Regions from separate parts of the Homo sapiens genome. Here all the other regions are linked to region 1. A link is a loop called in an ENCODE intact Hi-C map of the cell type or tissue named here. Cell type or tissue: PC-9. All regions are shown on one strand.

Evidence for each region. Peaks named below come from ENCODE experiments on the same cell type or tissue, not always from the same donor. Only the 100,000 strongest peaks of a DNase experiment are listed, where the experiment ranks them.
Region 2: it touches region 1 in a loop (5-fold over the local background); 3 of 110 quality-filtered maps call a loop at or near these places.
Region 3: a loop joins it to region 1, with 4 times the contacts of the local background. A loop is called at or near these places in 2 of 110 quality-filtered maps.

The regions. Positions count from the first base shown.
Region 1 is chr6:21,728,840-21,736,839 of GRCh38, forward strand. The region is part of intron 2 of CASC15 (cancer susceptibility 15); the gene reads left to right. Among named protein-coding and RNA genes, the nearest start is that of CASC15, 66 kb to the left of the region's middle. In PC-9, no CTCF peak of the experiment used is centred here; DNase peaks (open chromatin) are centred at 3,022 and 6,812; H3K27ac peaks cover 2,563 bases.
Region 2 is chr6:22,217,196-22,225,195 of GRCh38, forward strand. No RefSeq gene overlaps it. Among named protein-coding and RNA genes, the nearest start is that of NBAT1, 74 kb to the left of the region's middle. RefSeq lists enhancers at 4,009-4,857, 5,719-6,220. In PC-9, no CTCF peak of the experiment used is centred here; DNase peaks (open chromatin) are centred at 4,176 and 4,636; H3K4me3 peaks cover 2,370 bases; H3K27ac peaks cover 2,953 bases.
Region 3 is chr6:22,887,940-22,895,939 of GRCh38, forward strand. No RefSeq gene overlaps it. Among named protein-coding and RNA genes, the nearest start is that of LINC03005, 170 kb to the left of the region's middle. In PC-9, no CTCF peak of the experiment used is centred here; DNase peaks (open chromatin) are centred at 382 and 4,732; H3K27ac peaks cover 2,916 bases.

The sequences.
Region 1 (8,000 bases):
CACTTTGGGAGGCCGAGGCGGGAGGATCACGAGGTCAGGAGATCGAGACCATCCTGGCTAACAGGGTGAAACCCCGTCTCTACTAAAAAAAAATAGAAAAAAATTAGCCGGGCGTAGTGGCTGGCGCCTGTAGTCCCAGCTACTTGGGAGGCTGAGGCAGGAGAATGGCGTGAACCCGGGGGGCGGAGCTTGCAGTGAGCCGAAATCGCGCCACTGCACTCCAGCCTGGGTGACAGAGAGAGACTCCATCTCAAAAAAAAAAAAGAAAGAAAGAAAGAAAAAAAAAAACTGGGGACCAAGGCAAATAGTCTTGAGGCCTACTAACATAAAAGAATAATCAGAGTCTTGTGTAGTGATGCCTGCCTTTACTCCCAGCTACTAGGGAGGCTGAGGTGGGAGAATTGCTTGAGCCCAGGAGTTTGAGGCTACAGCGTGAATATAATCGCCACTGCCCTCCGGCCTGGGCAATACTAATGAGACCTTGTCTTTAAAAAAAATGTTCAAGAAGGGCTTTTGACTGGGTCTCTTTTTCTGCCTCTGCTGTCCATGTCTCAGCATAATGTTTTAGTTTGAAATGGGATTGCTCTTTTTTTTTTTTGCCTTCATCAACTGTTTTTCTATCTCGTGTGGTTTTCCTTGTTAGAGGTGGATGCTGGGGCTTTGAAACCAGTCTGCTGAGTGGTTTCTAATATTACTGTTAGGCATGGGAAAAGGAAATCTGAGGGATGTGAATTTGGATCACTGACCTGGCAGGTTGTCAGTTTTCTCAGGGTGACGTAGTTTCTTGCTTAGGTGCCATCAGCGAAGGTTAAGAAAGTCCTCTCACTTCCATCCCTCATGAAGGAACTCAGGAGGTGATTACAAAACAGTGTTGCTGAATCTCACCGCAATTAGTGCAAGGGTAGAACATGTCTCCAGGTTATGATCATGGCTCCTTCCTCTCTTTGCTCTCCATGATCAGATTTCCCCCTCTATTGCTTTGTTTTGATGGGTATTTTACAGGAACCCGGGAGAGAACAGTCTCAGGATATGTACTATGGTACCATTTCACCTCCAATTTAGAATATTTTAATAAGTGATGATTTTACAGATTTGCAACTTGTGATCATTTATTCATTGATAGAGAATGCTAGCCAATTAAAAACAGCAACTTTCCTAGTGTCTTAGAGTTTGAAATTTCACGTGAAGGAAATATAAAATTAGGAAGTATCTAATAAATAGTTGAAGGTCTTTTAGTTTGACATCAACTTTTAAGTGTATCAATTATTTTATTGTAGAGGATTTGCTCATCCTTTTGTGTACTATTAATATTAAATATCCCACTTTGGACTAGATGAAAATAATTATTTTACAACATTATTAATACCTTAGTTTAAAACATAGAGTATGTAAAGAAATGTGTGATGATAAACCATTTTGTAATTTATTTATTTATTTAATTTTTGAGGCAGAGTTTCGCTCTTGTTGCCTAGGCTGGAGTGCAATGGCACGATCTAGGCTCACCGCAACCTCTGCCTCCAGGGTTCAAGCGATTCTCCTGCCTCAGCCTCCTGAGTACCTGGGATTACGGGCATGCGCCACCACGCCTGGCTAATTTTTGTATTTTTAATAGAAACGGGGTTTCTCCATGTTGGTCAGGCTGGTCTCGAACTCCTGACCTCAGGTGATCCATCCACCTCGGCCTCCCAAAGTTCTGGGATTACAGGCATGAGCCACCGTGCTGGGCCCCGTTTTGTAATTTAGACCTTCACTAAGTTATACTGTCTTCCCTCACCCGATTGCCCTGAACTAGTACCATTGTAATCTCTGTTCCAACCGTAGAGACAGTTTGCAGAATTTTCAGGGCTGAGCCGCAGTTCTGGCCCAGGTTCCTGTGGATGCTGAGGTTTCCGCTGACTTCCAAGATAGCACGGAGGTGGGGGCGTTGTGTCCTATGCTGCGTTCAAAAGCTGAGCTTCCGTTGCCTTAGCATTTCGCTAATGGCAGCTGTGCTGTGTGTCTTTATTGCAGGTGCTTTTTCCTGATATTTGTTTGAGCTGTTGGTGTTCAGCCTTGGTCATTTAGATTCTTCTTATCTCCCTGTTATCATGGTGTTTAGTTTAGTGTGTGTTTTTTTGTTTTGTTTTTGTTTTTTGTTTTTGTTTTTTTTGAGATGGAGTCTCACTCTGTCATCCAGGCTGGAGTGCAACCTCAGCTCACTGCAACCTCTGCCTTTTGGCTTCAAGTGATTCTTCTGCCTCAGCCTCCTAAGTAGCTGGGTCTACAGGTGTGCACCACTATACCCGGCTAACTTTAGTATTTTTAGTAGAGATGGGGTTTCGCCATGTTGGCCAGGCTGGTCTTGAACTTCTGACCTCAAGTGATTCACCCACTTCAGCCTCCCAAAGTGCTGGGATTACAGGTGTGAGCCACCACGCCCACCCCTCTTTTTTTTCTTTTTCAAATATTCTTTCTTTTCCTCATAGCTGCACTTTGTAATGCATAGGGTTAATAAATTGTTATTAGATCTCCCTGGCCAAGCTTAGAATAGAGCAAAGAGTCACTGAGAGCTAGATGTGTAGACAGGGGCCTTGAAAGTTTTGGTGATTTGCTCAAGGTAACCCAGCGGGTGGGTGGTAACAGAGCTGAGACTGCTGGGAGCTCCTTTTCAGTGATGCTTAACCATGTCTCCCTTCTGCTGCCTGTAGCTGTTTCTGTGTCTGGACTTGTAATCATAGGTGGATTCATATGACACCTCTCTAACTGCACCAAGAACAGGAATGTCCACCCTCCTTGAAGGATATGAGTTCTAATGTGGATTCTTGGTCTTCTTTGGGGGCTCTTCTTATGTTTAATGCACTTGTTGCAGCATATACTGAGAGTCTGTGAAATGTTTTCAGATGTAAACTATTGAATCATTTCAAGTATTTGTATTCATTAGTACTCATAGCACAAATGCCATTCCTGTCCCTTAAAGTGTGCAAAGCATGGGTGTTTGAGGGCTTGGCAACCAACGTGTGGGCACCTCTATTTTGAAATCGGTTTTGTTTGCAATTAACAAAGGTTAACAAAAAAGTCCTTTTGGGAAGTTTGGCCGAGGTCCTAGAATTTGTACATACCTTTGCAATGTGCTCATACTCTGTGGCACATCTAGGATCCTCAGCCCCTTGTTCTTCGCTTTTTCAGTTGACCAAGTTAAATATTAAAGGAAGAGGATTTCTTTCTTGCTACCAGGGGATTTTATCATGGTAAAAGGCTTTTAAATAATTTTTTAAAGTTGTGATAAAATACACATAACATAAAATTTGCCATTCGAACCATTTTTAAGCATACGGTTCAGTGGTGTTAAGTATATTCACATCATTGTGCAACCATCACCACCATCCATCTCCAGAACCCTTTTCATCTTGCAAGACTGCAACTGGGCGTGGCAAAATATTTTGTATGTACAAATAAATCTTTAAAGCTGAAACAGGCCAGGCACGGTGGCTCACGCCTGTAATCCCAGCTCTTTGGGAGACTGAGGCAGGTGGATCACGAGGTCAGGAGTTCGAGAGCAGCCTGGCCAATATGGTGAAACCCCGTCTCTACTAAAAATACAGAAATTAGCTGGGCGTGGTGGCATGCGCCTGTAGTCCCAGCTGCTCCGCAGCCTGAGGCAGGAGAATCGCTTGAACTTGGGAGGCGGAGGTTGCAGTGAGCCGAGATCACATCACTGCACTCCAGCCTGGGCTACAGAGTGAGACTCCATCAAAAAAAAAAAAAGGCTGAAACAATAAAGTTCTTATGGTAGAAGGTGCAGTAGTGACATATCTCTAATTCAATTTATATTTTCTGTTTCTTTAACATTTCAACATCTTCAAGTAACATTTATATAGTGTTTTCTTATATTCTCATTGAAGATTCAAAACTCATGTGGGATAGGCATTAATATTCCCATTTTATAAATGAGGAATTTGAAGTAGTAACAGAAAAAAGGTAATGAACAAATCAGGACTCCAGCTTAGTGCTGTGGGCTCTAAATCCTTTTCTGTCTCCATTCTACTGTGCTTCAAAAGGCTGTGACTAATGTTTTCTTTATCTATCTATCTACCTAGCTAGCTGGCTGGCTGGCTATTTAGCTAGCGATCTCTTTATTTTGTGGGGATGGAGCAGGCATTGAGGGAGGCTTTCTGGAGTTTTGTTTTAAATTCTGGGTCTTGCCCTGACAACAGACAGTTGTGTTCATAACCTTGGGCATCTCATCGGATCAGGGATTATGGTGCTTTGCCTAAACACTTAGTAGATGCAGCAGCTGTCTATTCAAATACTACTTTAAAAAATGCCTGGAATTGTATTTAAATTGCTTCAATTTTTCACTAATTAAATTGTAGATTGTTTCTCCTGGGGATTTTGCACTAGGCCGAGTTTCCTCAATTGTTGGTGTTGGACAATGACAAAATAAATCTTTTGCATTGTAGCTTAGTAAAAAATCCTGCTGAATGGGCTAAATAAGTCCACAGTCATCCCATAAGAGACTTATTTTTTAAAAAAACAATTTTTTTTTTTTTTGGTAAGACCAGGCATGGACAGATATTGGGCTTTTGTTTGTTTTTATTTCTGTACTTTGATTCTGGTGCTTAAAATACCTGGAGGGGTCACAGACACAACGGAGGCCCATGTCTTCTATTGAATGTGTCAGCTTCCTTGGTCTGCATGGGTTTTACCAAGAACTGTACAATGGAATTCAAATATTTTAAAACCACATGTGTGTTTCTCACATGGCTGCTACAGTTTAAATCTTTTGTCAGCCTGTTCAAGGGGTTAGATGTAGCAACCAGTTTGCCCTAGGACTTTCTCTAGAGTCCTTATAAATGGTCATCTTGCTATAGCATTTACAAAGCATTTCTCTATGTGCTGTTTTCATTCACAGAGAGGAGGAGAAAACAAAATTGGGAAAAGGAAAGAACTTAGAAGGGCTCAGTGTCCCTGCAGAGCAGGAGCTTGTAACAATATGCCCTTGATATTTTTAAACAAAAATGCTTGCTTGCTCTTAAAATGCAAATTGTTTCCATTCCCCTAAAAAAAATGCACAATTTCATGCTAATGTTCACCTCTCTATCCACAGATAATTAAGACTTTGCTCTCAGAATAAATAAGTACCTAACACTTACGAGCACTGGCTTTGGGGCAGCCAGTGTCTATGCTAAACCTTTCACATGCACGAACCTATTTAATACTCACAACGTAGTGAGGAAGGTGGTATTCTCCCCATTTTACAGACAGGAAAAAGAAGTTCAGGGAGGGGGTTAAGAGACCTGCTCAGATGTCTCACTGATAATAAGTGGCAGATCTGGGATTGGGTCCTTTCTGTGATATAAGTGCTCAGGGTTTTTAAAAAGCAACAGGGTTTTTTTTAAGGGTTGTTGCTGATATTAACAATTTTCAGATATGAGAACCAATGTGGAAGCAACTCAGCATATGGATGTTATAGCCAATCTCAGATAAAATGTAAGAGGCAAGTTCTGCTCAACAATGTGCTAACATCGGCAGAGCTGAAGTGGGGAGCTGGAGAGGTACCAAAATATTGGATAGGAAACCGAATGCTTTTTCAAATCAAGTACCTCTGAGTGACCCTAGACAGTTGGTGAGAAAGAGTTTGTCACCAACATAAATAATTGGAAAGAAGTGTTAGATGCGTTTGAAGCAACCCAGAGATTCCCTTGTGAAGCTGTTGAGAAGAGACTAGAGTGTGAAGAAAAGAAGCTTGCTTGGTGTCCAAGATAAAATAAGGGATGGATCTTAGCACTACAGATGGAAACTACAGCAGCAAATAACAGAACCAGAAGAGATACTTTTCTATCTGGATTTATGCAGAAAGGATGTCAGGTAACTACTGATGAAAGCAAATAAATCCCCAGTGGCTATAGTATCAGATAAAAATGCAGGACACATTTAAAATGGGCTCTCCACATACAAATTCCTCTTTTGAGACAACCTGTACCATATAAAATTTTATTTTATTTTATTTTATTTATTTTTTGAGACAGAGTTTCACTCTTGTGGCCCAGGCTGGAGTGCAGTGGCGCTATCTCGGCTCACCACAACCTCTGCCTCCCGGGTTCAAGTGATTCTCCTGCCTCAGCCTCCCGAGTAGCTGGGATTACAGGCATGCGCCACCATGGCCGGCTAATTTTGTATTTTTAGTAGAGACGAGGTTTCTCCATGTTGGTCAGGCTGGTCTCAAACTCCTGACCTCAGGTGATCCGCCCCCCTTGGCCTCCCAAAGTGTTGGCATTACAGGCGTGAGCCACCGCGCCCAGCTACCATATAAATTACATTGTAGGTAAAGGTCTGTGGTAGCCTTATATATTTAATTCATTTAAAACAAACCCAAGTACGTCTTTCCACAGACTCTCACACCACATTATTATTCAGCATACATTCTCCTTATTAATTTTTGGAATTAAGTATAGTTATTATGTTCTTAAAATTGTTTCCTGGCTGGCCGCGGTGGCTCACGCCTGTAATCTCAGCACTTTGGGAGGCCGAGGCGGGTGGATCACTTGAGGTCAGGAGTTTGAGATCAGCCTGTTCAACACGGTGAAACCTTGTCTCTACTAAAAATACAAAAATTAGCTGGGCGTAGTGGTGGGTGCCTTTAATCCCAGCTACTTGGGAGGCTGAGGCAGGAGAATCACTTGAACCAGGGAGGCGGAGGTTTCAATGAGCTGAGATCACGCCACTGCACTCCAGCCTGGGCGACAGAGTAAGACTCTGTCTCAAAAAAAAAAATTGTTTCCCAATGTTAGTTTTAGAAGATTATATAGCAGATGCCATGCTGAGGTAGTTCAGGAACCGTTTGTAAGGTAGTGATGAAATTCGGAGCTGGAGGGTGACTTACAGGTCAGTGAGAATAAAATGTTGCTGCTTATTTCTGAATGTCAAGTTACAATGACCTACTTTTTTTTTCTCATCTTCTTCATGATCCAAGTTTTCCAGGCATAAAATATTTGGAGGTGTTTTTTTCTCTTTCTTTGCTACTTCTCCTATGGTCATTGTGTTTCTTGCACTGGTCTGGCAAGGTAGACCTTTTAATCATATTTTAAGTTAAAAGATGTGGTAAAAGATTTTGAAACATTTAACAGGTTTTATTGGACAAATAGAAATTGTGTCACATTTGTGTACAAAAATGTTTCACTAAAATTAGGATTTCATTTAGGTCTATGTGTTTCTGTGGGGATGTGTGTGTGTGTGTCTGTCTCATAGCCTCTTCTGAAAATTTCTTGAAAGCAATAGAATGTTACCCCAAAAGGAAAAAAAAAACCCATATATTCACTTGCACATTAGATTTTTTTCATACAATTTCAAATGGTGGATTCATCCTTGAACTCCTGCTTATGAATCCTTTGTTCTGAAATATCACAGGCCATTTTGGATATACTTGGCTTTGGGTAGTGATTATTTGTGTAGTCTCCAGAGAAAGGTGGATGTTTGAAGTTGTATGACTTAGCAGGAAATTTCTAGATTTCAAGTGTAAGAGAAAATAAATCTTTTGCAAACCACGGGCCATACCTTGTATAAGGGAGAGAGACAACTTGAGTTTGAGGGTATTATGGAGATTTTGGATTGGAGGGAAATGGGGCTAGCGAAATATTAGAAAGCATAATTAATGGCTTTAGTGGTTTTTTAAAAACTTGGAACATACAATAACAAATGCAATGAAGACAAACGGTGGTAAATATTTACAGTTACACTAGACCTTAAAGGCAGGGATCATGTCCTAGTGGTGTGTGATTTGGGAGCTCATACCTGGGAGTCAGTAATTGGCTGTGAGAGTGGAAGAGGCCAGTCCTCATTAGAGACCTTCTGGGAGGAGATGAGTTCTGGGCCAGAGCTTCATCTTGAAGCTTGTTAGATTTTTTTTTTTTTGAGATGGCATCTCGCTGTCACCAGGCTGGAGTGCAGTGGTGTGATCTCGGCTCACTGCAACCTCTGCCTCCCAGATTCAAGCAATTCTCTGCCTCAGCCACCTGAGTAGC
Region 2 (8,000 bases), 490 kb after region 1:
TAAGCATCGACAGCTTCTATTCAACTGATGTATCTCAGAACACAAAAGAGTACTTGCTGTTTCGGGAAATTTGGTTCCTGTCTCCTTCTCTGATCTGAATTGTTATGTTGATAAATTTGCCATATTCTGCTGAAGAACAAATTCTGGCATCTTCACTGAGGAATCAGTGTCTGCCTCTAATACTTCTTTCTGTGAAATCCTGACCTGAAGTCTCCTCTATCATCCCAAAGATTTAAAAAAGATTAAAGGTGAGGCATGGGTTTCTCTGGCCTGCTTTGGTAAATTTATGTGCTCACATAACTCATTAATTGTTTAGGTTTAATTCAAGACAAATACCTGCACGTTTATGTTTGACACTAGTATTTATCAAATCCCAAAGCTGATCTGAACCCTAAACAAACCATATTCTTGGCAGCTCCTCCAAATAACACACATAGCAAATATATTGACATCAGTTGTACTTTAAAATGTCAACTCTGCTTTTCCTTTTCTCATGGTGCTAATAAAAGATTTTATTTAAAAACGCTAAACTTGGGAATGAATGCCAAATTCCTCTCTTACCATTCAGTAGGTCTTTTCCTGTTTTAGGTGTAGGCTATGGATTATTTCATTTGACCTTCTTGCTGTTTACCTGGTTATAATATGTGAAAATACAAAATTTAAAGTCTCCATTATGCTATGGGAACGTAAAACTTTTTTATTTTTTAAGAGAATCTGTAAATATGTACATTTCAGAGCTACCACAACTAGAATTATCTTTACTGTTAATTAATTAATCAAAAATATGGTGGACATTATTAACAATAAGCCCTGAAGCAACATTTTTGGAAATGACCTAAAAGAATTGCTGGACTGTCATTCAAAGTTCAATAAAAATGCCTTATAGGAACTTTTCTCTTGGACTAACACGTCATGATGGAGTTGAACAAGCAGTAGATTAACATCTGAACACCAATTTTAAATTACAGTGTTGTGTGATATTAATAGAGTGATTGTAATTAAGTAACTAGGCCTCCTTTGATCTTGTTTGCCTTATCTGTTAAATAATCTACTCTTACCATCACCATCACTAATGATAAAAACATTTAAAATATTGCTACTTGTGCTAGGCAGAATCATGGCCTCAAAGATGTCTATGACTTAGTCTCTGGAACCTGTAACTATGTTAGCTCACATGGTACAACGGACTTTTCAGAGGTGATTAAATTAAAAATCTTGACATGGGGAGATTATCCAGGATTGCCTGGGAGAATGGGCATTGTAATCACTTGGGTTCTTAAAAGTGAAAGAGGGAGGGAGGGAGGGAGGGAGGGAGGGAGGGAGGGGATATGAGAATAGAAGCAGAGTCAGAGTGATGCAGCTTAAGAAACACCTGACTGTATATTGCTGCCTGGCTTCGAAGGTGGAAGGGACCATGAGCTAAGGAATGGAGGTGGCGTCTAGAAGCTGGAAGAGGCAAGCACACAGATTCTCCCCTAGAGCCTCTGGAAGGAAGGCACACCTGCCAACACCTTGATTTTAGTCCAGTGAGACCTGTTTTGGACTTCGACTTCTGACAATGTAATACAATCAATTTGTGTTGTTTTAAGCCACTAAGTTTGTGGTAATTTGTTGTTGCAGTAATAAGAAACGAATACACTACTTCATTAGATTACTGTAATGATTCCAAAATTTAATAGATTATGAGAAAGCACTTTGTAAACTGAAGTACGATAGAAATGTTAATTATTATTGATAAAATTAAAGTAGGTTCTAACAACTCTAATTAGAAGGATGAGGTCTGTTTCAAATAAAATCCAGATTAGAGATGGGCTAGTGAGTCTTTGCCATTTTCATAAACTTTCATAGGGATCCTCCCCAAAATGAATTAACAGAACTATTAAAAGCAACCCCTCTGGGACCAATCTGAAATTAATTTTTCAGCTTTATCGCTGAAACATTCTCTAAACCATAAATTAATAGGAAGCAATAATTCTCCCCTGAGCAGAGCAAATGCTTAAGTTGCAGGTCCACTGGTATAGCACACAAGCGGCCTGAGGATAAATCCATCTTTGGTGGTGGAAAATTCTTAAGTCAAAGAAAAATATATTATATGTCATAGCCCACTGTAGTGTAATTCTAATGGTAAGTTATTTTTCAGTTTTGTAGCCTGCATACATATATAGAGGAAACATCTTCCAGCTCAAGAAAGAACTCTGTTCTCGCCTTCTCCCTTCTAATCTCAGTCACTAGTTGTTACCATTAATTAACCCTCATGAGAAAAACCTGATGACATCGTTTATTGGCAACAGACTATAATGATATTCCAATTGAAACAAATTAATAGGGGTGATCCCTTTTTAGCCAGCAGTTTCCTATTTTTTGTACCTGAAAACTATTTTGTATTCAGGAACAATAATATTTAAAATTTAAGTCAACTGATATGTTTGTTTTAAGCTATTTACTTATTTAGCATTGTGTAGAAAATTAATTGGCTAAAAATCTTCACTGTTATTCTAGATATCTTGTTATCAAAAGGAACACTTCTGTATTCTCAAAATTATTAGTTTGTCCTTGCAGTGATTTTCAAAAGCATATCGATGGTTGAAATTAAAACTAATTTGTCTATTACAGACATGACCTTGGTTTCAAACAGGTTCTGATAAATCTAGCCAGTGCAGCACAAACGGGAAAAAAAAAAGACATTGGAAAGAACATGGCTTAGCTACTGAACATTGTAGGGACACTGAGTCTATAATTTCACTCTGGACCTTGAATGAAAACATGTTTCATTTAAATTTATTGCTACACAAAATTATTTTAATCTGGCAATTACGTAACAAAAAACTCCAGGGGAAATTTGAGCCACTAGACTTCTGGTAGTTGTAGTCGTTTACAAAAAGAGAGGACTGGAATGATACTAGGGTGAACGTGCAGTTCTGCCTCCAGGACTTAAAGGATGCCAGGGGAATATGGATTTTATTTATAAGGAATTCTCCTTGGGCCCAAACCTAAAACAGTCGGGTGTGGCATGCATTTTAGCAGCACGATGCGAACAGAAAATGAACAGAATTTTGGTTTGCTTTGGTGTATTTAGTTTTTTGGACTTTGTCCAATAAAACTAAATGATTTTTTTTTTTTTTGCATTTGTAACTCTTGTCCTAAACTGCAACAGCTTTTGCAAAAAGTAGATTGGCACCTACAGTTGACTTGCCAGTGGAAGTTCTTGGACACCTTTCTACAAGAATGCAGTCCCCTCTGACCATTGGATTCATCTTACTCTACCCTAGGGGGCCTAGGAAACTTCAGGCTTTCCAGTGCCTAGACGGAGCATCCCTGCTTCCTAGTATCAGCTTCCTTCACTGTGTAGCTGCCTTAGAACCAAGCTAAGCACAGGAATGCCTCTGCGGAGGCAGCCTTGCGTGGCACCAGGGAATGTTGCTTTGTTTATTCATACTCCATCTCCTAAATTTTTTTTTTTCCCCAGACAGGGTCTCAGCGCAATCAAGGCTCGCTACAGCCTCAACCTCCTGGGCTCAAGCAATCCTCCCGCCTCAATCACCCAAGTAGCTGGAACTACAGGCATGCGCCACCACATCCGGCTTTTTTTTTTTTTTTTTTTTTTTTTGGTAGAGATGGGGTCTTTCTGTGTTGCCTAGGCTGATCGCAAGCTCCTGGGCTCAAGTGATCCTCCCATCTTGGCTCCCAGACTGCTAGGATTACAGGCACGAGACACTGTGCCCAGGCCCAAATTCTGTACTTCTCCCAGCTATTGTGAAGCCTCCGACATGGTCTGTTCTGATTCTGTCACCTTTCTCTTCCTTCTCAAGCCCCAGTAGGGGCCTTGCCTCTCCAGCGTACCCTGCTTTTGGAGATCTTGCCTCCATGTTTCCATTATTGATGGAGGGACCGTGGCAGGACTTTGCTTTCCAATGTCACTATTATGTCAGCAGGCTAGCCCTGAACCCCACACAGTAAGACCCCTTATGTGAGGGTTTTACACCTACTTGATCTTATTCCTCTTTCCAGGTGAGCACCACACACTGACCTAGCTAGGCTCAGGGTAAGGTAGCTCTTGCTCATTTTGGCCAGGTATTTAATTACGTGACATTCACAGTGTGCCTTTCTACTTATCTTTTTATCCTTTTCAGTTCAAGAAACGTGGCTATACCAACTTGCCACAGTGCCCATCCCACTTTGTAGAAGACTTTGATATCTGACTCACAGAGAAACTCCTGCCAGGAGTTTATATTGTGTGCAGCTGATTCAGGCAGTAACTTCCACTCAGCGAGGGGGTCCATTTACAAAAAATTACTTCTCTTCCTTTTATGCCCAGTATGGTTCTTAAAATCAACCAGACCTATCTTTCACCAGCACGACTTGGTTCTTTTAAACCACAGTATTTCTGCTTCTTCTAGTTGGAAAACTTTAATATGAGATTGAAGATATGATTTGCTTTCTGGATTGTTGTATGCTACTAAAACCGAAGAAAGAGAAGGAAAAATGGATGAATCGACGGACCATATCACCCTGGCACCTATATCAGCTCAAAAACTGAAGGAAATACCCCTTTCCTGCCCTCTCTTTGACTAATGCTATAGACTCTGAGTCAGTAGTTCCTGGTGGGACCTGAGAGTCCACATTCCTGATGAGCTCCAGGTGTTCCCATGCTGCTGCCCCTCTGACCACACTTAGAATAAGAAGGCTTGAAATGAAATCTGAGAAATCAGCCTCTTGATTCCAATTTTAAACATGCAATTGATTCTTGTAATTTTTCATTCTTGTCAAAATGCATACCAGTAAGTTTGTAATCAGTATTGGCATGCTTAAAAGAATTTAAGACTTGTTATATTTGTCATTTTAATTTATTTAAACTTTAAAGATTTGTTCAGAACTTGGAAAGATTTTGCTTAAGCTCATAAATTTACCCACTCAGGCATATGAGATAGGGTACTTTGATTTATAAATGAAGTTTAAAATTAAGGGAATTTAATTAAGTTTTCAAAATGAGATTGGTTGTTTTAAGGGGAATTTACTTTGTGTAACTTGAGTTCATCAAACGCTAATCCAAGTTCCCTGCAAAACCTGTTCTGTTTTATATAACATTTACTCGTTTTAGAAATAGATGAGATTTGCAAATTGAACCTAAAGACTTAAGGCAAATTATGTATCTTTTTATACTTTAATAAAGAAAAATAAAATAAATTTGAAACACAAATAACTCTAACTGGCCCTTTTTATGTAAAAAGAAGTCCTTGAATAAAATTTACCTTGACAGCACTAGCAATTCCGCAACTCTGGCGTGTGTCTTTGAAAATGTCTTATTTCCTCTGCGTTGCCCAGCCTCCTCTCTTGATGGTTCTGCTGGGGGTGGTGGGGAGCGGTTGGAGCGGGGGAACACACATCTGGGAATACTTTTCTACCTCATTCAGGGCATCTAGCTGACTCCTTAGTGGGCGGGCTTCCTAATGGATTCCTGGGGCTTCTGCACAGTCTTTTTCTACTGGTAAATCTGAACTCCTCCCCCAGCTAGTGTCTTGCTCCTCCTCTTCCCTTCCTCCCTCCTCCTTTCCCCACCCCCATTCCCCTATCCTCACAGCTTTCCCCGCAAACTCTTCAGTCTTTTAAATCTCTTACACCTGTCTCCTGCCTCCCACCATGCCCCTTGCAGGCACCTACTTCCTTTTGTCCTTAGTTCTTTGGTCCAGTTTCAGTTCCATCTGGTATTCCATGGTGGAGACAGCAGGAGATTTAGATTCATGAGGTTTTAAGAATGGGATTAAGAAAGACGAAACATCTATAAGACAAATAAGAATTTAAGTAAATCCTTTATTGAACTAAAAACATTCTTTGACTCGTTTTTGTGAATTAAGTTGCGTTACAAAAACAATCTCCTTCCGTTATCCTAACTTGAATATTGGCCTAGCCTCCAAATAGAGGAGCAGAAGTACAGCCCTTGGAAAACAGATTGGGTGGGGTATGTAATCCTGCAGCCTCTAAAGAGAGCACTTCCATCTGGCATTCCAATAGAGTAAATCAGAATTTTCCTTGCCTTTTATTTCTGCATGTCAGTTTCTTCATTCTCCAACCTGTCCCTCCCTCCCTCTCAAGAAAATGAGCTCTACGCTAAGCCCTACCCAAAGCCAACCAAGCCATTTTCTCCTTATTTTCCTCTGTTTCCTTCTCCTTGAAACCATAGTAGAGGCCCCCATCTAATCTCCAGGTGACCATACTCTGTAATCAACATGCTTGCTGAAGCCTGAGATCTGGGATGCTCATCAAGTGGAGGCCCTTCTTCCCACCTCTCCTCCTGTGCTTAACTCCCTGGTTTCCTGGTTTGCCTTTCAATTTCCTGCTGGAATCAGACCCTTGTCCTGGACCTCACAATGATTAGCAGCTTGTTTGGCCTTTGAAAGGCCCAGCGCCAGGTTAATAAACCACGACTTAGAAAGAAATCCCAATAGCTGGATACTCCACATCTGCTTCCAACTAATTAGCCTCTTAGATTGGAGACATACGATCTGCCTGCATGGTAAGGGGAGATTTCTGGTCTTGTGTTACCAGCACCTGGAGGGTACCTTCTGGATGTACATATCAGCCCTGATTGAAACCCAAGGTCCCTCATCTCCTTGAACTTTATTATTTCAACTGCTGGTTTTACTCTTGAGAGTAAGCCCTGCCACCTGGTTAGTTTCCCCAGCTCTTGACCCTTCCATTCCCCACTGTCATTACTCTTCCTGCGGCCCTGCTTGAGCTCCAAGTGTGCAGAGAGGTCACATGAGTTATTGCCTTGCATATCCGCAGTTCAATTGTAATCGATGTTCATAGGAATGTCCCTAAGTCACCATAGGAGCTAAAGGTGCCTTCTAAATCATCAAGGAAAGAATAAATTATGTTTAGTAAGGTTTTATTATTCCCATATTTTCATTCTTTAAAGCCTGGTAATCCACTAAGGAAATATGGCTAACTCTGTATTAATCAGATTCATCAACAGCCCATTTCTGAGTAGCTTAAGATTTAATGCCTTTGGAAAGATCTAGATGATTGAATGTTTCATTAATATCCAGATATTTGATGTCATGTACACACATTTCAGACAGTTTAGTATAAAGAGAAGGTCATTTCTAGCAGATGAGCCCGCAGTGCCTTGGCTTCTTATGCCAACAGTCTCCACTACCTGCTAATTGTTTTGTTGCAGTCTCATCTAACCTTCTGGGTGAATTCCCTTCATTCTTTGAGAATTTAGCACCCAGTTCACCATCTTTCCCTCATGTGTTACTCCTTGATAACTCTTAAGGAGAAATTGTGGCAGCCAGACACACTCCCCATGTTACTGGACATGGTACAGGTAGTGAGGGCTGTATGACTGGTTCCAGGCAATGATATGGTGAGTGGAAATAATGAGTATCATTGCTGAGGCAAAGTATTTAAGAGTCCATGTGCCATCTCTATTCTCTTGCTTCCCTTTCAACAGTGACTATAGATGCCACATGTTGAGATGCAGAGCCCAAAACTGACTCCTTAAGTCACTCAGTGGAGAGACCAGCCTTGGAGAGTTGCTGAGCTTCAACTTTGCATGCATTAGAAACGTGGGGGCTTGTGACCACTGAAACACTGAGGTTGTTACTGCAATATAGCGTCACCTCTCTTAACGTGTACATACATGTAGTTGATCCTGTCAATACCATGAACTGTTAGTTCCTTGACTTCTCCTTCAGTGATTTTGTCTCTCAACTTACTTTAGCCATCCATTCCCTTGGTTATATATTGGTTGCTACTGATAACTGTACCCCTTGTGTAAACTAAATCTTGAGTAGCCCTCTTTCCAAATACCATCCCCTATATTTCCAATTTATTTCTGCTAGTATCTCAACTTCAACAATTCTGCAGACTCTAGTTTTTGCTTTTCCTCAGAACACACATCCTTATTTTTCTCTGTACACAGCTTAGCTTCCATAGTTTAGCACTGTAACCATTTTTGTGCACACAACCTCAAGTACTTTGCCCTCTCTCTCTTCTTG
Region 3 (8,000 bases), 1.2 Mb after region 1:
GAGATGTCCAGGTATTAAAGAAAAGTATGTTAAAATATTAATTATAAATGAAACTTATCATGCTGCTTTATAAGTTTACATTTCTCTCCTTTAATGGAATGTAGATAGAAATATAAAAATATATGTGAGTGTATATGTATATGTATATACACATATCTTCATAAATAGGTAAACTTATAAATAGGTAAGGGAACCAGGTTAATTAAAATAAATCAAGGGGATTGCCTCTCCTTGTCCCTTGAGACTGAGCTAACCAGTCTACAGGAGCTTTAAAAAGTCAAGTGATACTTAGGTGAGGAAAATAACATTATGTCACTGTTGTCCTTTCAGGTTAGCAAACAAAAGCTGGATACCGCAAATTACATAAGTTTCAGCCAGATATCTTTGCCTGACTAAATTACAATGTTAGGGAATTTCCACTACAGTCCTGGGATGTGCCCTGCCAATACCCTGCTTCCTAATTAGACCTGTTACCTCACTTGACCTACTCTTCCTGCTACTCATATAATTCTATTTAAAAAAAAAAGAAGAAAAAGAAAAGAAATAAATGAGAGTGATTAATGATCTCGTTGGACATGTATTTACCCTTCTACTTTGCAATGTGGGGAGGCAAAGATTAACAGCCTCCTTTAAGATTTCTCCAGCTAGATCAGTCTTGTGCTCTAGGAATTTCATAATTAAAACAATATATTTGTGGAAAGAGCTGTGACTAAGAATCAGCAGAGCTGTTTCACACCTGACTCTGACAGTTAAGTCTGTCAGGTCCTCTGGGTTTCGGCTGCCTCATGTGTAACAATGTTTCTGTTACCTCAGTTTCTCTGTGTGATTTGACTTTGGAAGGTTGAGGACAATATCTAAGAGATGCCACAGGGTTTTGTTCTGTTTATTTGCGGTGGTGTTTGCTTGTCTGTCTTTAAAGCTTTAGGTTTATGTCTATGTTAAAACTGGAATTTCCCAAACAAGCAAGGCAGAGAATGGCCAAATAATCACAAACTCATTGTAATCTTATGGTATCAGTACATCTTAAGGATATCCACTCACATACAGCTATTAGCAAGTTTCAATTCTGATTAAATTCCTCTTAATAGTTGAATGTAGTCAACTTTTTGTGTCTCAATTTTTTATTATTTTAATCTAATAGATTAAATCCTAGAAAACTTTGTTTTAAAATCAAGTATTTACTCTTAAATATGTTTTAATATTTATTAAATATAAAGTCTCACACAGAGCAATTGACTTTATTGAACAGACGTTTACAAGACTAATGGAAACTTCCTATTTGAATTATTCTATGAGATTGTCAGAATAGAATCAAATTGTACTAAACATTAAAATATTCCTCTTTCAAAACCTATGTAATTTTATCTTATCAGTCTATGCCTCAAGGATGTGATGAAGATATAGGGAATCAGAATGGAGGTATGAAAGTTGTGTGGAAAGGATACAGTGGTTTTCAAAATGTAAGGTATTAGTATGTAGTTGCTGCTATTTGAGAAGGATAATTTGACTGATTTCATATAAAATGTACGATAGTAGATGAATGAAGGTTTTAGCGTAATAATAAAGGTTTTAATCGTTTTTAATAAACATAGTTTATTATAGTAACCCTGTTAGGCATATTTTGGACATATTTTAGGATTTAGCCTTGCTTTGCTTTGGTACACTTCAAATACTAAGGTGTCTATCCTCATGTTGAATAAAGGCCAAGTGAATGGTGAGCCATTGGAAAAGCAGATGATTACGCTATTCTTTAGAAGTAGGAAATCTGGCATCAGCTGTCTAAATCGGTGTTTCGCAGAGTTAATTTCATATCACATTAATTCAAACAGGTTTTCTCAACTGTGGTACTCTTGATATTTTTGGCTGGGTAATTCTTGGTTGTATAGGGCCTGTCCTGTGCATTGTAGGATGTTTAGCATCCTGCTACTAGAGGTCAATAACACCTACCCATTTGTGGCAAGAAACAAAGGCATCCAGACATTGCCAAGTGCCCCCTGGAGAAAAAATTACCTTCAGTTAAGAATTACTTTTCTAATGTTTTATCCCCACTAAATGATTTTATGATGAAATTTATATGACAAATTCAGCAATAATATGACTCTCTCTTAAAGATTCACATTTAATATTGGCATGTTAAAGATTCTGAGAATCTTATTGCAAGGACACCGATTTACTCTTGTCTAATTTAACATTTCCCAAATATTTTGATGACAGGATTATCTATATCTTAGTAATAGCCATTTCAGATTTCTATACCATGTTACAAAACACACTGGAAAATTCTGGTGAAATTGAATATCTACACAAGCATTTGATTTACTTATAAGAAACGAGAGTTCTTATTAAATGTCTGACTTATTTCTGTATTTTTTTTTTCTTTAGAAGTAGTTTCACTCTTGTCGCCCAGGCTGGAGTGCAATGCTGCAGTCTCAGCTCACTGCAACCTCCGCCTCCTGGGTTCAAGCGATTCTCCTGCCTCAGCCTCCCAAGTAGCTGGGATTAGAGGTGCCCGTCACCCCACCCAGCTAATTTTCTGTTTTTAGTAAAGACGGGATTTCACCATGGTGGTCAGGCTGGTCTTGAACTCCTGACCTCAGGTGATCCAGCCACCTCAGCCTCCCAAAGAGCTGGGATTACAGGCGTGAGCCACCATGCCCGGACTATCTTTAAGTTCTAAAAAATAATTTAACTAATAATAGACACAACATCAACCATAGTAAGCTAATGAAATTGCCTTTTAGCTCATAACATAGTAGTTTACCAAATTACATGGCAGAGATTCATCATTCCCTTTTTGAGAGAAAAGTATTAGTAGTATTCTCACTTTTATGAGTCAAATAAATAGAGTAGAAAGCAGAAATCCAAATCATATTCTCAGGAGTCCACACTTTTGGTTGCCTGCTCACCTGTCATAGTATATCTTTTGGAAGTAGCCATCTCAGCATACTGTCGCAGGTACCAGCCATGCAATTAGGATGGGATCACATTCCCCTGCTGCATCTCCAGGGGCAATTGGCCTCATCCACTCAGCTCAAACCAATTCCATATTCACAATGACTGGCTCAGTGACAAACACTTAACCCAGGCCTAAACTGCTCAGTGCTTGGCATTTGGATAACTCTTTCCGGACTGCCCACTTGACCTAAGTTGGTCTGGTCAGATAGAGGCCTAGGACTTCAGTGCCATAGTTGGGGAAAGAAAAGCCCCTTGGTCAGGTCAAGCAAGTGGTCGGATGAGCAGATAGTTAGGTTAGCAGATAAGAGGCCTGTGACTGCTGCAACCTTTTGCTGCCAAATGGAAAAGTCACCTTCATGGGAAGCCAAAACATGGAAGAGGATGGAACCAGAGAATTCCAGAGTGAGAGATGTAGCATCCCAATCGAAATGCCTAAAGCCAGATCATTTTCAGTCGTCCAATAGCTCCTTTATTGTTTTGCCCACTTTGTGTTTAGGTTTCTGTCAATTACAGTGGAAACCATTCTTATCAATACACCCGAAAAGGAAATAGTAATAAATGCCATGTCATTTCAGAAATTAGTTATCACAATAGAAAACAAAATACTTGATTTAAAATTATTTTGCAAATTTCAAACCACATTATATTATTATTATTATGCCTAACTTACATCTTCCTAAGCTAGGTCACTGTTAATCACAAACTTCAAAATAGAAGAAAAAAATCAGGTAATATGGTTAGACACAATTAGTAAGGTAACTCCAAAGGAACGCCACAGACAACTTGCTATCTACTTGTCTAGCCATAGGTACTAGCTAGAAGTAAAAAAAACAAATATCTGGAGAGAATGGCCTAGGTGTAGCTTCCTAAGGAGAGAATAGTCAGGGTGAAAAAAGAACTTAGTATGTAACATGATAAAATGTTAACAAAAATAAGCTCTCAGTTGCCTTATTTTTGATAAATAAATGAATGATTCTGTTTAATTATTTAATTTATTGTGGAGAAGTTGGAACGAAGGAAATGATTAAAATCAGTCCAAATATTTGTCTAGTTTTTCCATGGATTCTTGCAAGCTTGTTTCTCCTTTTGATTCCATATCTAAGTTCTAGTTCTTGCAAGAGACACCTTTCTATACTATTCCTGCAGCTAATTATTATAATGCAACTCACTTTCGTCTTCTGAAGTCCAGACACGTTGAAAGTATTGGATAACAAAAGATACTTCTTTAAAGACTGTCACGTGATGGTGCCATTCTAAGAGGTGCCCAAGTTGTCACTGACTAACTCCAAAGGTGAGTTACTAACCCGTGCCTTGGAGGAGCTATGAAAGAATAGTTACTAGAAGCTACAAAAGACAAGAAAAGTGGGTTCTGAATAATTCTGAACATATCTTTAATGTCTTAGGAAGAAGCTTTTGTTTACAAGGGGAAAAAACCCCAAGTAAACAGGATCTAGTGACATGGCCACCTTCGATTAGAGTCTCTAAGAGAAAGGCCTTCCTAGACTCATAATACTCCTAGAGACCTCAACAGCAATACTTTGGGGGTCTTCATTGTACAGTCGGCTGTGTATGATGTGATTCAAATATTCCCCCAGGCCTGCTTTTAATGTCCAACGAAAAAAATAGTTTCCTTACTTTGTACTTAATTTTTTTTTTCTACCTAATGGCTCTGCTTACTCATAGTTTCTGTTACCTCATAACTTTGGCAAAGCCCATCATCATGTTTCCAGGCTGATTTCTACAACATTTAACTTTGGTTCCTCCTGCTAAATGACTCAGGCTCTTAGAATTTCCTAGTTCTGATTTTCAAGAGAATCTCACTTGCTGAGCTCATCTTTTGTAAGCCAGGCCATATCACAGTTTTCTCATCAGCTTTTGGATTGGCTGCCTTTGAGTCCAGTGTCTCATTCTTGGCCTAGGTGGGAATCACTAAGGAGGTGGAAACCTGTGCACTAAAATTATTATGAAGCAGTTTTTCCTGGTAAGGAACGTAGCCATGGTGAACAAGGTATGAAACATATCTAATAGAGCTTAACTCTTGCTAATTAGTAAAGCAAACTCCCTACATCCCATTCATCCAATTCAAAAGTTGTCCCCATCTGACACATTCCATCTATCACATGCATTGTAAATACATTGATACCTTAAGAATAGGATGCTTTTGTGTCAACTCCATCTAGTGCCTCCAGAAGAAATGACAAAAGGCCACATCAAAGACTATTTAATGATATTGGAATCCACTGGGCAATGGTCAAGACTATTGGTCTGGCGGTGGCTCACACCTGTAATCCCAGCACTTTGGGAGGCTGACGCGGGCAGATCACGAGGTCAGGAGATCAAGACCATCCTGGCTAACACGGTGAAACCCCGTCTCTACTAAAAAAAAAAATACAAAAAAATTAGCCGGGCGTAGTGGCGGGCGCCTGTAGTCCCAACTACTCGGGAGACTGAGGCAGAAGAATGGCGTGAACCAGGGAGGCGGAGATTGCAGTGAGCTGAGATCGTGCCACTGCACTCCAGCCTGGGCTACAGACCGAGACTCCGTCTCAAAAAAAAAACAAAAAAAACAAAAAAAACAAAAAAAAACCCAAAAAACTATTGGTCTGAAGCTAGGCTGTCTGGCTATGAAAGTTGGCTCCAATATATAATATCAGGGAAATTACCTTAACTTCTTTATTCCTCGGTCTCCTAGTCTGTAAAATGGGTATGTTCCTCAACTACCTTTTTTAGATTTTTGAGAGGATTAAGTGAATCTATGTATCTAAAGTGCTTAGAAGAATATTTGTCACATAGAAAACTAGCTGTTATTTTAAATAGTACCATTAAAGTATATTGGGTTTTTATTTATCTCCTCTTTGCAATCTGTAAAGTAAACAAACATTGCTAAACAATTGATATACAATAGTGGGAAATAACTAGAACTGTTATAACAACCAACTTTTGCAAAAGGGAAAAATGGGACACAAACCTTTATTTCTGTACCTGATGCCATGTACCATTCACTTGCTCTTGTCCTAAACATATATTTCATTTTCTGGAATAGTTCATTACCTTGTAACATATGGTTCTCATGGCTGGTACTAAAATGTCATTTATTTTGAGATGGTAGGATATTTAAGGGGATGAGTAATTTTAAGAGGATTAACTTGCCGCCTAACATTTTTTTTTTTACAGTGAAGAAAGTCATGATGCTCCCCTTCTCCAGAAAGCACAGAATATAACTTTATTAGCTGCAACATATAGCATGAAATATCAGAATTTCATTCCAGAAGCAAAGCCATTATAATGGCCTAAGTAATTCCAATTACCCCACCATTTCCACTAGCTTAAGCCCAATTCCTGGTACAAATTTGTTTTACTTGAAGTCTTTTTGTTTACTTAAATGTTTACCCAAAGTCTTTTTATAATTAAAAAGATTCTAACTCAAGTGGCCTTAATAAAAAGAGAGCTTCTCTTAAGAATATATGTGATCCAAATCTGGAATAAGAGTGTTGATGGGAATCAAAGAAGGTCTAGGAGCCAGTTCTTATCCATATCTCTCAGAGTAAATGAGACTCTGTATCTTAATGTCTTTTTTCCCTGAGTTTCTATATATTTTAGCTTTAGTTTGCCATATTCTCCACCTTAAAGCCCCTACACGACTTCATAGCTTCTCTCTCTGTGCCTCTTTTGACCTTCAGCAATGACTACTAATGGCTTGATTTTCTCTGTACTTCTCAATTAAAATCCCGGAGAAAGTGAGTGGTACCGGCCTAGCTTATTTTATTATAATTTCTTTACAGCTAGTACATTGACTACTGTTGGTCAATATCCATTTCTGCCTAATTTTTTGTATTTATTATTTTGTGCAAGCTATGTCTTCAGGGGTGGTGAGTAGGGATATTTCACTTAGAAGCTTATGCATGGGCAGAAAGTGTTTTTTGTTGTTATTGTTGTTGTTTTTTGAGACGGACTCTTCCTCTCGTTGCCCAGGCTGGAGTGCAATGGCGTGATCTGGGCTCACTGCAACCTCTGCCTCCCGGGTTCAAACGATTCTCCTGCCTCGGCCTCCCAAGTAGCTGGAACTACAGGCACCTGCCACCATGCCTGGCTAATTTTTTGTATTTTTAGTAGAGATGGGGTTTCACCATGTTGGCCAGGCTGCTCTTGAACTCCTGACCTCAGGTGATCCACCCACCTCAGCCTCCCAAAGTGTTAGGATTACAGGCTTGAGCCACCACGCCCAGTCAAAAGTGTTTTGAATAATAGGCTAATATAATAGCCTAAGAGAAAAGCACATTTTATTCCTCAGGGCATGATACTGACCAACAGATTTGGAGGACCATAAAGAAAACTTCATTTTCAGTGATGTCAATTTGGTAGCTTGAAATCACCCCAGTGGAAATATCTTCTCCTTGGGAAACCAGCAAACTCAACAAATCGGGGCTTCCCCACTCTGTGCCCCACCCTCACTCTTTCACTCTATAGCTGGTTCATCCACACACTACTGCCTCTTACCTTTCAATGACCTTGGCCATGCACCAATACCTGAGTCTATTGCTGTGATGGGAGAGTGGATTAAACAGGTTGCACAGGCCTGAGTAGCTCATTCATTACAGCTTTCCAATACAGCTTTTTCCATACATTTATTACATATGAGACAAATCAGAATGTACAAGCTTTTTAAATTCTTCTCTAGACTGTTAATTCTTACAAAATAAGAATGGCACTCTGAATTTTATTACCGTTATTGAATATAATTCAGCGTTAATAATAAATAGAGCACTCAATCTTATAATTATTTAGAAATTACCCCAAATGCTCCAAAATTAGGTTGTGTGTTTGTGTCTGTGTGCATATTTAACTAAAAAGCAAATATGATAGCATTCAGCAGTTGTAGCTTATTCATATCTGTACAATAAGGCCCTGTTGGTTTGCCCCAAATCATGTGAGCTCCTTTAAAAACACTCTTGTTAAAGTGAGCATAATATGGAGAGACTCAGCAACACTCGCTTATACATCTCTTACAGATACCTGTGTAATCATCAGAAGGTCAGCCTGACCAT